Regions from separate parts of the Homo sapiens genome. Here region 2 is linked to region 1. A link is a loop called in an ENCODE intact Hi-C map of the cell type or tissue named here. Cell type or tissue: PC-9. All regions are shown on one strand.

What was found. Hi-C counts contacts between places; a loop is a spot of excess contacts. Peaks named below come from ENCODE experiments on the same cell type or tissue, not always from the same donor. Only the 100,000 strongest peaks of a DNase experiment are listed, where the experiment ranks them.
Region 2: it touches region 1 in a loop (18-fold over the local background); 13 of 110 quality-filtered maps call a loop at or near these places.

What each region holds. Positions count from the first base shown.
Region 1 is chr5:148,909,854-148,917,853 of GRCh38, forward strand. No RefSeq gene overlaps it. Among named protein-coding and RNA genes, the nearest start is that of ADRB2, 87 kb to the left of the region's middle. RefSeq lists an enhancer at 285-1,484. In PC-9, a CTCF peak has its summit at 3,037 (motif pointing right); DNase peaks (open chromatin) are centred at 138, 1,008, 3,368, 4,258 and 2 weaker places; H3K4me3 peaks cover 451 bases; H3K27ac peaks cover 6,847 bases.
Region 2 is chr5:149,031,212-149,039,211 of GRCh38, forward strand. It overlaps SH3TC2 (SH3 domain and tetratricopeptide repeats 2), which reads right to left. Exons shown (of 17, transcript NM_024577.4): 8 at 7,084-7,279; 9 at 343-476. Among named protein-coding and RNA genes, the nearest start is that of MIR584, 27 kb to the right of the region's middle. RefSeq lists an enhancer at 1-79. In PC-9, CTCF peaks have their summits at 4,257 (motif pointing left) and 4,461; DNase peaks (open chromatin) are centred at 4,290 and 5,970; H3K27ac peaks cover 4,586 bases.

The DNA of each region.
Region 1 (8,000 bases):
GCTGTGCTCCAGGAAGAGAGGCAGTAGGGACTGATTTCCTGAAAAAACAGCTCCAGGAGCTGCCAGTGGATAGCAGGGAGGTGAGGCAGGAGTGCATGGAGGAGCCAGACTTGATTGGGTATGACACACCCTAGGGCAGGGCTCAAATGATCTGTGAAGGGCCAGGTGTCTTTTGTTTCTGTTGCTTGTTTGTTTATTTGTTTTGTAAAACTAAAAAAAAAAAAAAAAAAAATCCCATCTGCTAGAGGTCACAGAAATGAAAGTTCAACTTATTCTCCATGTATGTGCTAATGTCATCGCAGATCATAGCAACGTGCACAGATTGGCGCTGGTGCACAGAGCCACTTTCAGCAACACTGCCCTGGGGGTTCCTGGAACTACTTGGGGTGCACTCTGGAAGAGACCAAGGTCCCATGTAAGCAAACAGAGGCAGAAGTCAGAGACAAGTGGGTCATGATTATGAATATGCGGTCCTGTTTGTCCACAGTGCGTGGTGAGGGCTGAGGAAATGTGCTTACAAATATTTCAGAACAGGTACAGGAGGCTGACAAAACGCTGTTTTGGAAAGACTCATCTGGCAGCACACACCAAGGCTGGTGGGGCACAAACAGACTTGAATCCTGGAGACTGATGAGGAGGTTGATGCAACCAACCAGGTGGGAGATGGGTGACCGGGATTTGAACCATAGTAGAAGCTGTGGAAAGGAGGAAATGGAAGGCAGAAGATGAGGAAAGGAAGGGTCAACAATGACTGGTGACTTGTCAGGGGCCTGGGGGATGGAGACCAAGTCAGAGCTGGCCTGTGACACAGGAAGGAGCAGGTATTCTGAGGAATGAGGGGGAAAATGGGGAGAAAAACTTGAGTCTATGGCCTCCATCTGCTCTGGGAAATAGGAAGTGGGTTCTTGGGCGTGCCAGTGCTCCCTGACCTGGTGGTTCCTGAGGGCTGACTCTGCCTGCCTTGGCCTCCTGCCCAGCAATCCCTGACCCACTGCCGCCCACAGCACCACCCACAGTGGAAGACAAAGGGAGACAAACAGAGGGGTGCCTTTGTGCATGCCATTTCCCCGTGCCTGGCATGCGAGCTTCCTCCCACCCATTCTCTAACTATGACTCCTCCTCACCCAGGCCCAGCCTTGATATCACTGCAGAAGGAGCCAGGCCCCGCTGTATGTGGCCATGACACTCAAATGTATTACAGCACACATGTCCCATCACGAAGCAGCTGCTTATATGTCCATCTGCCCTCCCACAATGCAGGTTCACCATAGGGGTTGGATCCAGCTTGCATTTCACCAACCTTTAGCACAGTGCCTGATGCAAGTCACTGTGCTCAGGAAGCAACATAAACAAGTGAGGATGGAGCACATTGAAGGACAGACAAACACAGGCAGAAAGGTCATGTGAAATGGGCTCAGCTGGTGTGGAGGTGAATGGGAGCCAGAGGTCACACGGACTCTGCTTTTCTCCACCCTGTGATACACGTATGTTAACTATTATTTGAAACTGAACTTCTGTCATTCCAGACAGTTTAGCAGCTGCTCTCTGAATAAAAACACAATTGGAAGAGACCAAGATCCCATGTAAGCAAACAGAGGCAGAAGCCAAAGACAAGTGGGTCATGATTATGAATATGTGGTCCTGTTTGTCCACAGTGGGTGAGAGGGCTGAGGAAATGTGCTTAGAAAGATTTCAGAACAGGTACAGGAGGCTGACAAAACACTGTTTTGGAAAGACTCATCTGGCAGCACACCAAGGATGGTGGGGCACAAACAGACTTGAATCCCAGAGACGTGAAGCCCATCCGCAAAGACACTATTGTCTGGATTTGGACAGCATCACTCAGAGCAGTCTCACCCTAAAAAACCTTAGGAAACTGGACTGAGGCTGGAACTGACCAGTGAAGGGGAAGTCACCACCTTTAATCTGAGAGCAAGCAGTAAAAGAGAAGCTGGAAAATCCTTCAGTTCCACTGGCGCTGAAGTGATTGACATGACTTCACATCACTGACTGAAGAGGTGGAATAGAAACAGGTGGAATTGTCATAGACCTGGAGATAGAAGCCCAGTTTCAATGTGGGGTTGCCCACCCCGGGGACGGGGAGTGGACAGCACTCCAAGAATGGTCTGGGGTTTATGGCCTGGTTCATTCTGATGGGTTTGTGCCCTTACCGTAGAGGATGTTCATGTTTTGAGTATCACCCCTACCCACCACCATTTAGCAGGAGTTATCACAATGATTTCCTAATCCAGAGAAAAGGCTTCTGCAATACAGAGAGAAAAGGGATTGAGATCCCAGAGGGAAGTTACTAGAACAACCAGAAAGGGAAGCTTTCTATTGGAAGCAAGGATTTCTGGACACAAAACTTTCAGTACTGAAATCAAGGAAAGTCTTGCATAAACTGGCCTAGTTGGAAGGGACCTTAGAGATCATTGCCCAACCCCCTTTTTCATAAATACAGCCCCAGAGAGGGCTCACATTCACACAGAGCCTGTGGCAAGGCTACACCTGGAGCCCAGGTCTCCACCTCCACCTGCAGGGCCCTTTCCCCTGGTGGTGCTTTCTTTCAGTGCCACCTTCTTCATTTCCATAATTACAACTAATTTCTTGGTACTACCCAAAGCAGGGAGTTTTCTAACATCGAATTGTTAGATAGGAGGGATGGCAATGTCTCCCACAGTCCTGTTTCCAGGTGAGGAGGGTCCTAACGGAGCCATAGCTCATCCCACAAGTCCCTGCTGCCCTGCTCAAGGCAGGCTGCACCTCCCAACTCCTTGACTTGCTCTCTGGCAGCCTCCACAGTCTCTTTGAGTAAAAGAAGGCTCTCACCGAAGCCTGAACCAGAGAGTTTGCCTCTCTCTTTTCCTTGGGCTGCAAACAGGTACAAACAAAGACCCAAAATAAATAAAATTCTTTTTCTGTGCCACCCTTAGCACAACAGGGTGAGAGGGGAGAGAGCAAATGCTTAACTGGAAAAACTCAGGGACAAATCACCTGGAGCTCCTCCATCCACCTGCAGATGGCACCTCTGGTTTTCCTATCCTCTCACTCCTTAGAGGAGTGAGTAGTGAAGTGAGCAAATGATTTCTGACCCAGCCCTCCTGGAACCGGTGGTCCGAGAGTGCAAGGCCCTGGTGTGAGGAGTCCCACGCATCTGGAGATGCATGCTTCCCGAAGGATGATAAGATCAGCCTGATGGACGGACAGCTACACCTCCAAAGACTTTCAAAACAAGAGCACAGAAAATGAGCAACTTCTCCTGCCTCTCCTAAGCCCCAGGCTGCCTGTTTACAAATTTTCTCTCCTCTCTCTTCTCATGCCTGAATCTGTTCAGGAATGTTACATCCCAGCCTTTCTGGGATGACTACACGTCACAGTGGCAGCCATTGTAATGCCTCACATCCCGGAATGTGGCATCCCTGAATGAGTCAGGCAGGAGTGCCGGCTGTGAGAGAGGATAGCCTGCCTCATGCTGCTTCATCCTGGGATCATGGGGCTCAGGCTACTAGATGATGCATTTCAAGATTCCCGAAGGCAACATGCAATTTATTGTCCAGTTTGATGGAGAAAAACAGAGAAGTGGGACTACAACAATAATAATTTCACTTTCATCACCTTCTAATTTATAAAGTCCTTTCATAGCTAGGCCCTCAATTGACTGGTACAATAAATATCCTTGTGAGGAAAGCAAGGCTGGTAAAGCGCAGAGGCTGGAAATGCCTCAGGCCTTGTGCCTGGTAAGGAGCAGACAGGACCAGCAGCTGAGATGTTGGCATCATGCAGACTTCAGGGCTCTTCCCATTGCATGGTCCATGTCCTTCCTTCAGAAGCAGGCATGCTGCTTAGTCTGTAACGTAGACTGGCAAATGCACGGAGGTTTTTCCAAAAGGCTGAGGTAGAGGCATTGCACACAGCAGTCAGAGACACCGACGTGGGGGTTGAGTAGCCCCCAGCTGAGTCCTGGCCCTGCTTTCATTGACTTTGACCAAATGATGCTACTTAAATTCTGACCGTCAGTATCTAGTTTTAAAATAGATACAATAATGTCTACATCATAGATGTTTACATTAAGAAGATAAGGTCTTGGAGACAGTACAGCATAGTGGCTGAGAGCTATAGCGCTGGTGTCAATAGACCTGGATTCAAACCTCAGGTTTGCCTCTTGCTAGCAATAAGTCACATCACCTCTCTGAGTTTCAGTTTCCTCATCTGTGACATGGAGATAAAACCTCTACCTGTTTCATAGGGTTGTGAGGACTAAGTGTGATAATATATGCAAAATAGCTTATCTAAGTGCTTGGCAGGAAATAGGCACTTGATAAATACTTGCTGAATGACGAACTGAAATGACTGGCAAGGCTGGGATATAAAACAAAGACTGAATAACTCCAGAGCTGGGGCTCTTAACTTTCATGGAATGCTGGTTCTCAAACATGCCAAGCACCTCCCACCAGATAATTGGGGTGAGAGGCATTCTTGCAATAGCTGGGTAATTATCCTCAAAGCCCCTTCCAATCCTTAAGCATCCATGAGTTCACCTACTCTCTTGGATGCGTCCCAAAGGCCTTCAAAGAAGAGGAACTTGGGGAAGGAATGTAACCTCCATAAGAGCTATGTCTCCACACAAGGGGAGAATTGGGCTAACACACACACACACACACACACACACACACACACACACACACACAGAGGTATATCTGGCCCCATTCTACCACCAAGATGAGAGGTTTCTGTCTTAGAGACCGTAGAGAGATGCTGCTGTATGAGAACACTGAGGCCCAGAGAGGTGAAGCAATTTTCTTAAAGCTGCACAGCCAGAGAGTGGCAAAGCCAGAACTGGAATTCAAGCCTCCTGACTTCCAGCCCCAGGCTCCCTGCCACTGCCTCCCTATTTACACAGGCTTTCATAATCATTAGGGCACAGAATTAGTTCAGCACTAAGCTTTCAAAATCCACATGGTCCCTCCCATAGGTCCTCTTGAGGACAAAATCACTCAGGGATAAAAATGTATTAAGTCTTTTGAAATGGCAGAGGAGGGTGTTCCCTCACATAAGAAATCCTGAGGACACCAGAGTTGAAATACTGATTTGATCAGCGGATCATCTGGGCCCCATCTCTTGTGCAATTTTTGTCTTGTTTGGTATTCAGATGGTGGAAGTGTCAGGCTTCTGAGCCAATGCTCTCTGACAAGTGCATTTTACATGCCTCTGCAGCCCTGACCGAGGAGTGGCAGGCCTGAATCAGTTCTCACCAGAGGTTCGGAGAAATAGGTTGCTCTGATCCCCAATCAAATCTATTAGGAGTTGTCCCACCAAACAAGCCTGTGAATTCCAAACAGTGGCTACGTTCTCACTGCCCTTCCCACCTAGGTCACTGGCCTGGCTGGACGACAGATTCTGGAGCCCCAGATTGTCAGTGCTGGGCAGAGGCTCAGACATGTTTTGACGAAACTCCATACCTCTCAGCTGCAGGAACTAAGGCCCAGGAAGAGGAAGGGACTTGTCCGAGGTCACACTGTGGGCTCGAAAAGTGAGAGTTTTGTTCCTTTGGCCCACAATCTCCTTTGATCCTAAAGTGGTAGCCTGAGAAGTTCAGATAACAGAACATGTGACAAAGAAGCCAGAGCTCCAGGACAGTGAGGAGAGAGAAGAGGCACCAAGCAGCCCCTTAGTGACTGAGCTTCTAGGAGCACCTGGCACCCAGAAGTCCCTGTCCCCTGACAGTGCAGGTATCCTAGTGCCTAGAGCCAGATGCTTACATAACACGAAACCACACCTACATCAAACACACACACACCAAAACCAGAAGTGACCTTTTCTCCTCTTCACGCCTCCCAGCATCTGAAGCTGGATCTCCTGCCCAGATATGTCAGCTGGAGAATGAACAGCTTAATTTGTGATTGGAGACATGTAAGTTAGATGCAAGGAAAGACAGTCCCAAGTTTTGGAGCTGAGTGACGTTACTAAGGAATTTCCTTCTTTAGAGAGTAGTTTAATTTCAATGTTGGGTATGGTTATCCGAGAACATATAGTTCCAGAATTGAATAATCTATAAAGTTTGCTTGAACTGAGTCATTTGCTTCTGTTGAGATTTGAATTGGAGTCAGAGAAGTTTTTTGTTTTGGTTGCCAGGAGTGGAGTCTTACCCTAATATATAGTCCTTGGAAAGACCCACTTAGACACAAACAACAGCCACCACCCCTCCCATCCAAAAAATTAATACTTGGATGTGGGTCAAAACTGAGCACAGAATAACAAAACACGTGCTGTTTCCTAAAGTCACCTTCAGGAGCTGCTGGTATAGGAAAACTTTTTGTCTCAAAGACAAAGAATAGCACAGGCACCTCCATGAATCAGGCTCCAGAAGCTACTACCCGTCCCCCTTCATGAATCAAGGTACGAAAACTTCAGACTTTTGTGAGAAAATGTTTTAAAACAAATCCTTGAAGTTTAAAAAGAAAAAGAAAGGTGTGCTTTTCAGAAGATTATGCAATGTTCTAAACTACAAACAGCAGGAAAATTTTGTCCTCCCCAAACTCTAACCTGAGCATGCTTATTCTTCCTACTGTAGACTCTCCGCGATGGTAAAGGACCAACGAGGTACTACCAGGAAAGAGTTAGATACACAGAAATCACTCAGTAAATGTTTGTGTTACAAATAAGGTCAAGAAAGTGAGCTTTTTATGCAATTTAAACTAAAAAGTCATCCTGTTCAAAGCTTGGAGAGGTGTAGGAGAAATGAATGTCTGATCTAAATTGACTTTCAACCAAGACTGAAAGTGGCTGTTACTGATCCTAAGCACCATAACGCAACTAACATTTATTGAGTGCCTCCTGTATGCCAGGCACTGGGCTAAGTGCTTCATCTTGGCTACCTTATTAAATCCTCAGGATAACTCTGTGAGCAGGTAATTGTTATTAGCTCCAAATTACTGGAGAGGGAATTAAGGATTATGGAACTTGAATAACTTGCCTAGTAAGTAGCAGAGCTGCTACTCTGGGATCAGAACCTATGCCTTCCAACTTCACAGCCTGTGTTTTTTAAACCATTATGTTCTACTCCCTGCCAATTTTAAAAGTCTCTTATAATTGAGTGAATTAGGGCACTGGAAGAGAGGGTTTTTTTTATTTTCACAAACTAGCAGGGACTACACTTTAAGCTCATCGTGTGTTGCTGAGTGATGAAATTTGTCTCTGAATCTGGTTCGGGGAGTGCTGGCATTCTTCATTCCACAAACATAGGTTCATTCATTCAAATCCATATCAGCACCCAGAATAGGATTTGTACTAAATATAGGGTATGTGGAAAGAAAAGACAAAGGGGCTACCCTCAGGGATTTCCCAGTCTAGTAGAGGGAACTGACTTGTTAATCAGTTACCACCATTCCATTGGGTAGCTGTGGTTGTAGGTTTGTGTGCAAGGTCCTTTGAGGACCAGGGCCAAAGGAACAATGTAACATGGTGGTTATTTAAGTTCATAGATTCTACAGAAAATCAGGCCTGAGAGCAAATCCCGGCTCCGTCATTTAACTAGCTAGGCAAGCCGAACAAGTTCCTTAATCTTCTAAGCTTCAGTTTTTATCACTTTTTAAACGCTGACAGCAATATGGTCTATACCTCGCCCTGCTGTTATAAGAAGCCATCAAGGAAGACTAGTCTGGGAAACCAGAGATGGGTCTACACAAAACTTAGGCAGAAACGTAAGTAGGAAGTGATCGTTTCAGGAGGAAAAACTTTGGACAGAAGCAAGAAGGGGTGAATGTGCATCTGTATCTGTGTGCTCAGGGAAGAAAGTGGTTTGCTATTTCAGAAAAGAGCCAAGACAGAAGCTGGAGATGCAAGAAATGTTGCAAAAGAAAAGAAATGGAGGAGAGAGAGATTAGTGGTATCCAGTACTCCGAGCACAGGTATGCAAAGATATATGTGCAGGGAATTGATTGCAGTGTTGTTTGTAACAGAAATGAATGAATACATGATTGAATACATAAGTAGAAACAACC
Region 2 (8,000 bases), 120 kb after region 1:
CACTGGGGGCTTACTTCAGTCCTAGAAGGTACCTCAGCCAGGACTCAGGAAGTTCTCCTCCCCCAAGATTAGGAGGGAAGACCCAGTACAGCCAGTCACCCACGGTATAGGTGAGTTGGTTTCATCATGTCTCATAGTTCCCCTGAAACCCCAGAATTACCTGAAATCTAAAGTGAAATGCTGCTAATCAAATATGATTCAGGTCGTCAACAGAATAGTGGTCATGGCCACCCAAATTCATGAATAGGATTAGAATTTAGGGGTATTCTATTCCTGGTTAGGGACACTATCTTATTCTTGAGGACCCCAGGCTTTTGAAGGTGTCTGAGGACCAACACTCACTGAGCCGGTAGACAGATGTGATGTCAGTGCGAGCAAGAGTGTGGAGGAAGCTGGAACACTCAGTCTGCTTATCACTTCCCAGGGCCAACAGGGAGCATCTCTCCTCATCACTGAGAAAGGCAGAGTTCCTGCTCCTGCATCGGGGCAAAAAACACAGAGACAGATTACTGCAAGGCTTCAGACTCCATCTCCTCTTCTCTCCACACTAGGATGTAGTGGAGGATGCAGAAAAGTCATCAAACCAACTTCCCGCAAATGAAATTAGATTCCTCATCTCACCATTGCATACTGTATTTATACTGCCAAAAAAGAAGAGCTACTAGCACATCATGCTGGGAGAACTGAGGGGTGTGGTTGTCCAGTAGGTCAAAGTGGGGATGAAAACACCCCTTCTCTTAAAACCCCATCTCCCAAGAAAAACAAAGCCCCTTCTCTCAACCTCTACCCATTCTTTGAGACACCATGGTACCCATTTTTAATGGAAGAAAGAGGAATCAATTGCCCTAAATGGAAGGGTTGAAAAGGGACCATTAAAAATTTTATTTGTCCTTAGGTTACTTCAAGAAAAAGCAAGGGACAAGTGACACAATCTAGAAGAACAATGAAGAAAATCTGACCATGGTCAGAGGAATCTTTCACCATTGTTAAGGTCTGATTCCATGGCATAGAACAACAGTTTAGTCAACATTAAGAGGATTGGAATCGCTAAGGGAAAGAAGTGGGTAAAAGGAAGATTAGGGGAGCTGAAAGAAATCATTATAAGCAATAAAGATCTTGATACTCATGCTGTTGTGTAAACTAACTGTTAAGCCTAATTTGCTTACTAGAGATTTGTTATAGAATTAAATAATAAAAAACTAGAAGTGCCTTAGAAGCTACTGGGTTGCATCTATCTAAACAATTTTTTAGGCCACTTTTAGTTCTAAATAGAGAATGTTTTAATGTCAGAACCCATTTTGAAAACAAAATTAACTTGGAAGCCCAGGAGTTAATAATAGCTAATACTTTGGGAGGAAGTGGTATGAAGAACCAGATACTGTTATTTTATTTAATCCACACATTTGCCATACAAGGCACGTACTACTCTTATCCTTTTTACAGACGAATAAACTGAGGCACAGCAAAATGAAGTTGGTGGTTAGGGAGTGGTAGAGCAGGACATAAGAACTTCTCTAATTAAAGCAGTGTTCAAGGAGGGGATGGGATGGGGGTACTGTAATCAGCCATTACCATTTGTCCCCATAACTCAGGTAAATGTAGTTTGAAAGCCCATGATGAGAACACTATTAATAGTACCACACTGACTGGGCCCCCATCTCCCTGGGCTGATCGCCAGATTCCCCCCAACACCACGGAAGCTTCTAATCTCAAAACAGCATGTAATTGAAATCTACAACTAAATTCAACTGGGATAAATTGATCCCAAAGTTTTATAGATCTCTTAAATTTTACAATGTATTCCTAAATTTACTATTTCATTTACTGTTTATAACAACTTTATGGTGCAGGTTTTTTTAATCCATGTTTGTAGATTAAGAAAAGGATTCAGAACTGTTCAGTGACATGCTAAGAATTGCATGGCTAGAAAGTGGTAAAGCTGAAACTAAAACTGAGGTCTTCTACCTCTGCGTGCATTGCCTCACAACATCTGCTAAAGTCCTGAGTTCCAGGACAACTTACGAGAATTTAGAATTTAGGGAAAGGCCAAGAAGCTTGACAAATTGCATTAGATATTTCCAAACATGAAAACTGGGTTAGAAGAACATGGCAAAGCTTCTGGCAATATGGCAGGTTAAAGGGCTCTAAAAGGGCCACTCTCCCCCATATCTATAGAAAAATCTGTAACAAAGATGAATATTTTAGTACATTATTTAAAGAAAGAAAGGGAAATCACTGGAAGCCAGTAACAAAAGCAAAAACCAAACCCAGATTGGCAGGTGAAAGCAGATGGCCCAGAGCTCCTGGTGGTTTCAGCTGGGACTCTGGCCTTCAGAACTGGGGTTGACCTTCTAATGCCCACCCCAAGGACAGGAGATGTGATTTAGACCTGCCTGAAGCAGGGAGCCCATTAAACTCCCTGGAGTCTGAAAGAGTTCAACTTCTGTAAAGAGCAAAGAGCAGATTGAAAAATTTCTTCCTACCTGCCGAGAACACACTTTTCATCTATTTGAGTCCCTGGAAAACATCAAACACCTAGGCTTATGCCACTGGGACGTGTGGGATCTGAATTTACACTACCTGGTGTTGGTACCACGATCCAAGAATTAATAGTAAAAAATCAGTCCTGGATCATTACTCCCTAAGGTTCCAGGAGAAGCAAATGCAAAACCTAGTCAGCAAGGTTTTCTTCAGTCCAGGATCCATATAAAACCCATCTTTTAAAATGTTGAAAATTAGTTCATGTAACAAAAAATACAAACCATGCAATAAAATGAACTATTCACAACGAGAGCCAGCAGATACACAAATAACTATATTAACACTACAAAAAACTAGAAATGACAATAATCTGAAGAAGAATTTATATGAATGATTAAAAAGGTGAAATAATAAGAAAAAATAGAAGCTACAATGAAAAGATGGAGCACTGTGAGAAGAAACAGCCATATATGAAAAATAGCAAAATATAAATCGTAGAAAATGGAAAATAAAGGCACAGAAATTAAGAACTACATGGGTGGGTTAAACAGCAAGTTTAGTCATAGCAGAGGTGAGAATTAGTGAAACTGAAGATTATGTCAAGAAAATCAATCAGAATTTAGCCTGGTGTGACAAAAAGATAAAAAATATAAAAGAACTGATTAAGCAAGAATGAGGATAGAGTAAGTCCAACGTACCTCTAATAGGAATTCCAGAAGAGAGACTAAAAAGAACGAGAGAGAGGCAATATTCAAAGGAAGAAGGACTGAAAATTTTCCAGAATTGAAGAAAGACATGAATCTTCATATTGAAGAAACACACCAAGTCCTGAGCAAAATAAATAAATATAATATCATTTTTAACATGATGTCCATTTCTTTATGCTTACAGGTCTTTTTAAGTTCTCTATTTCTCCTACGCCTCCTTTCTTGGTTTAATTACTATTGACAGTTCAACTTTATAGAATGAATGAATTGAATATGAAAGATAAGATCATAAATTAATGAAATAAAAACAAAGAAAGTAGACAAAAATAATCAAAGCAAATGCTGTCATTAATGAAGTATCATTATAAAAACAAAAATCAATAAAGATGGTCAACAAAAGAAAAAATGATTCTCTGAAAAGACAAGCAAAATGGACAAGGCCCTGGCAACATGGATTTGCAATTTTATAGTTAAAGTTATTTTTTCCTGCAAACTTTGAAGATGTTATGCTATACCTAGCTAAATTATAATTCAAGAGTATATGTTAAGTGTTATATATATTTAAGACAGGCCAAGACTCAGGACTGAGAGTATTTATAACCCACAGATCTTCACTGAAAATAGCTACTAAAATAGATACTCTATGAAGAAGAAGTGGACAACTTGCTGTCAATATGTAATAAAATATATTACACGTAGACACATCATGCAAATAAATGGCTATGAGACCAATGGCAAAATTATTAGTGTCAAAAATAGATTCCACAAGAAATTGAATTATAAAGACACAGGCAATATGAAGAATAAAAGAAGGAATGTAACAAAAGAATGTTTTCTAACTGTAATACTATAAAATACTAGCTTTTTTCCTATGTTCTTTTTTCTGGTTTTGAGTACATTAATTTATCAATCTGACTTATTTTTTTAATTTAGGCACTTAAGTATACACACATACTTTAGGGAGTAATACACAAGCACAAAAAGAAAACCTACACGGAGAAGATGGAGACTTCAGCAAAGGCTGAATTTCTTCTCAGACCCTGACACCCAGCAAACATAGACAAGAGTGACACCCAGTGGCCAGTCGGACGGCAGCGTGCAGAGACTTCAGCGGCTTGCTTGCGTGGAGTTGGGTCATTCCTCTGAGCTCAAAACCCATCCCTCTGTTGCTGTGATTCAAGGAGCTCTGATATCTGGAGAGTGCTTTGGGGGATATGCAAGGAGCCAGTTCCCCTCTTCTCCTTGTGCCACCCCTCCCTGTTTTCTGACTCATTTTCCCCTTCGGTACCAATTGTGCAATCTCTGGTGCATTGGGTCCCACAACTGACCAGGCACAGGAGAATGTCATAGTCCACCTCACACAGCACAGAGGACGCTGCTCTTCAGTGTGAGAGGACCCCTTACAACTAAGCCAGTGAAAATATGATGACTGAATTAATTCAGTAGTGCTGACTTACTGTCATTTGAGGTAAATTAGCGTGAGGTGCAGAAGTCCAAATATAAGTTATGAAAATGACATCTGTCCCCAATATCCTATTAAAACTGCCTCTCAAGATCACCACCCACAACAACGGCAATGACACAAACAACAATAAGAACAAGTGCCTGTGGATCATACACACACACACACTGTGCCAGGCACCATTCTAAGGGCTTTGTGTGTATTATTAGCTCATTTAAAGTCACGGCAATCCTATTAGGCAAGTGCTAACATTCTACACATTTTACAGATGAGAAAACTGAGGCATGGAGAGATAAATGAATATGTCCAAAGACAAGGAGCTGGTAAGCCAGTGGAGGCACAAGCTGCACTCACATGGTCATGAATGCCTTTTGGGGACCCTGACTCCACAACTCTGTAAGCCATGTAGCTACTGTGCTTCCAGAAGACCTACCAATGGCCAGTCCCAAAGGCCTTTCTTTCCTCACTTGGCCCTGCTGTACCTCTCTGATGACAGCACAGGTGTCAGCCCCGCCTCCCCCGCAGCTTGTTTCTTCCTCTCTGTGGCTCCTCTGTTTCCTCTCTGCGTTCTCTCTTCCTCTGCTCTGTAAATGGAGGCATCCTCCAGGGTTCTTCCCCCATTCCTATTTTCCATCCTCTTTTTTCTTTCTCCCTTTCACTGGGACTTCTCACCAGAATGTATTGGATTTCATGTCAGGATTTAAAATCACCAGGACATTTAATGAGAGCTCACTGGATTTAATGTCAGGATTCTAAAGTTCCAGAGGGAAGGCCTTGGGTTCAGCTCCTTCATCCCTGGGGTCCTCTGTTCCCCCTGTGGTAACATGAAGGGGTGGTTCAGAGCAATGTTCTCACCTTGGTTGCCCACCAGCCCCACCTGGGGAGCTTTTATCAATATAATTGCCCAGCCTCCATCCAGACCAGTTACACAACAGCCTCTGGAGGCAGAACACAGGTGTCCATATTTGTAAAGCTCCTGGAATCTTTGACTTCCTGTCCATTGGTCCTCAGCAGTGGCCTTCCTCTCCATTCTCACCCTTTTCTAAGTGCCACCGTGGGCTTCTCGCTGGTCTCCTGCCTCCAGATTCCCCCTGATGATGCATGCCTCCCCCAAAGCCAGGTTTCATTTCCTAGAGAAAAGGTCCAGTCATATAATATGTCACCCTTGCTCAGAGACATGCAGTAGCTCCCCATTCTCTGCCAGGTTAAGGAAAGGGCCCTCACACAGGCATTCCCAGGTTTCCAGAGCATGGACCCACCTTTGCTGCACCAGTGACCTTCTGGTAACTTCCTCCAAACTACATGAGTCGTTCTTCAAGCACTGACTCACTTTCCTACCTATGACCTCTTTTCCCATCAACATCTGTTGAAATATTTTACATTGTGCAAAGCTTAATTCACATGTCCCCTTCTTCATGAAGTTCTCTTGATATCCTTTTCTTCCTTACAAGTCCCGATAGTTCTCCATACCTCTCCAGGAGCTCAGTGAGTGGTCTTCCTTGTTTATAGTTATTTGGACTCCCACATTTCTACATAGAAAAAAAATAACCTTCTGTCTCCTCCTCTCCCCACGAAGGGCAGGGCTTACAGGGAGCTTCTGCCCCTTGGTCTGCTCTCTTCATTGGCTATTTCCCACAAGAGAAAGAATTTAAGTCTCTGTTCAGATCGTTAGACATTTCTGGGGCCACATTTTCCCAGTGTAGGGCGCTATGTTGTGTCAGTGTTAGGAGCCAACTCTCCCTTTCCTCGTGTACTTCCTGCGCCCAGGCTTTCTACTGTTTCCTATCCCCACATAGGAAGCCCACTCCAAAAAGATGGAGCAATACCCGATATCTCTGTCCTTCCATGACAGGGTGGGTGGAGCAGGCTGATCACCTTCTCCTGATTGGCCAGGCAGATGGGTCTGCTCCTCAGAACCAGCCTTTCTGGATTCAAGGCAGAAAAGAGTAAGAGAAACACTCTGCCCTCCTAGCCAATGCTGAAGTCACACATTGGCATTCAGCTTGAAAGCTGAATGAGTGAAGATCTACATGGGACCCACCTCCCAGCCCTATGTGGGATCAGCATGCTGCTAATCTATTTCTCCCCGTGTGTGCCCTTCCTCTGAAGGGGCCCTGTGGTTAGACAGTGTGGGTAGCAGGATCCAAGTACCAAAACCACACCCTCAGTGCCTAACAGCATGCCCTTTGTCTTGGAGTTTTGCTTCCCTCCTTGCACAGAGGAAGTCCTCAGTGACCACCTGTTAAAATAAACTGAACTGACGCATTCTCTCCTTTCTATCACTCTCTGTATCAACCTTGGTGTCAGCATGTGCTTTTCTGGCTCCATGTCACCAGGGCACCCTCGAAGCTCAACTGCAAATCTGCTCAAAGAGGGGAGGGAACCCTGGGAAAGGGAGCCCAGCTCCAGGACATGCTCACTGTCAATACTCACATTGGGGAATAAGAATCAGGATCTATGTTCCTGGTGGGGACAAAGCCCACTTGTCCTGAACTTGTCGACTTTCCAATGAACCACTGAAGCCCAGGTATGACAAAGCCGATGATCTCAATGCTTTCTCCCTGGTAGAAATTCAGTTCATCCTTTTCTCCTGGCTCATAACCCGTCAAGGCCTTACAGCGTCCTCTGCCTGTGGAAAATAGCACACAGATCAGCTACAGAAGACATGAACAGCTGAGCCTCCCATCACCTTCCAATGCAATAGAAAATGAGGGGTTCCCAGACTTTAGAATGTCAAGGACCAGTAACATTTCACTCCCCTCCCCACCCAAAAATTGGCAGGAATGACACAGGACAATTTGCTTTTCATTTTGCCAAACTAGGACATATTTTTAAAAGAACTACAATCCACTTTCACCAAAGAAAAAATGTTTTAACAAACACAAAAAAAGATTCTCAGATAGCGGATATGCCTTAAAAATGAATAAACATAGCTTATGGGAAACTGGAAAGCTCACTGTATTGTCCTGGTTTGTCTGATTTTGCCACTGTAATGTAAATGCTTTGTCATGGTTGGCACAAATCCACAGACCAGTGTGTGAGAACCACTCGACCAGAGAAGCTCTCCATGTCCTTCCAGCTCCTTTGGCCTCTATGACCCTCAGTCTCCCCAACTGGAAAATGGGGATAATAGGAATACCTGCTGCTTATAAATATTAAAGAGAATCAAAGAGATACAGTGCACAATGCCTGGTACCTGGTCAACCCTCAATAAACATTAGCCTTATTACCACTGGTGGAATAGAAAGCTGCTAATGACTTAGAAGGATCTAAAAGACTCCCTTTCAGACTATGGTACTCAATCTGATAAATTGCCTACCTAGGATCTAGCAATGACCTTTTGATGAATG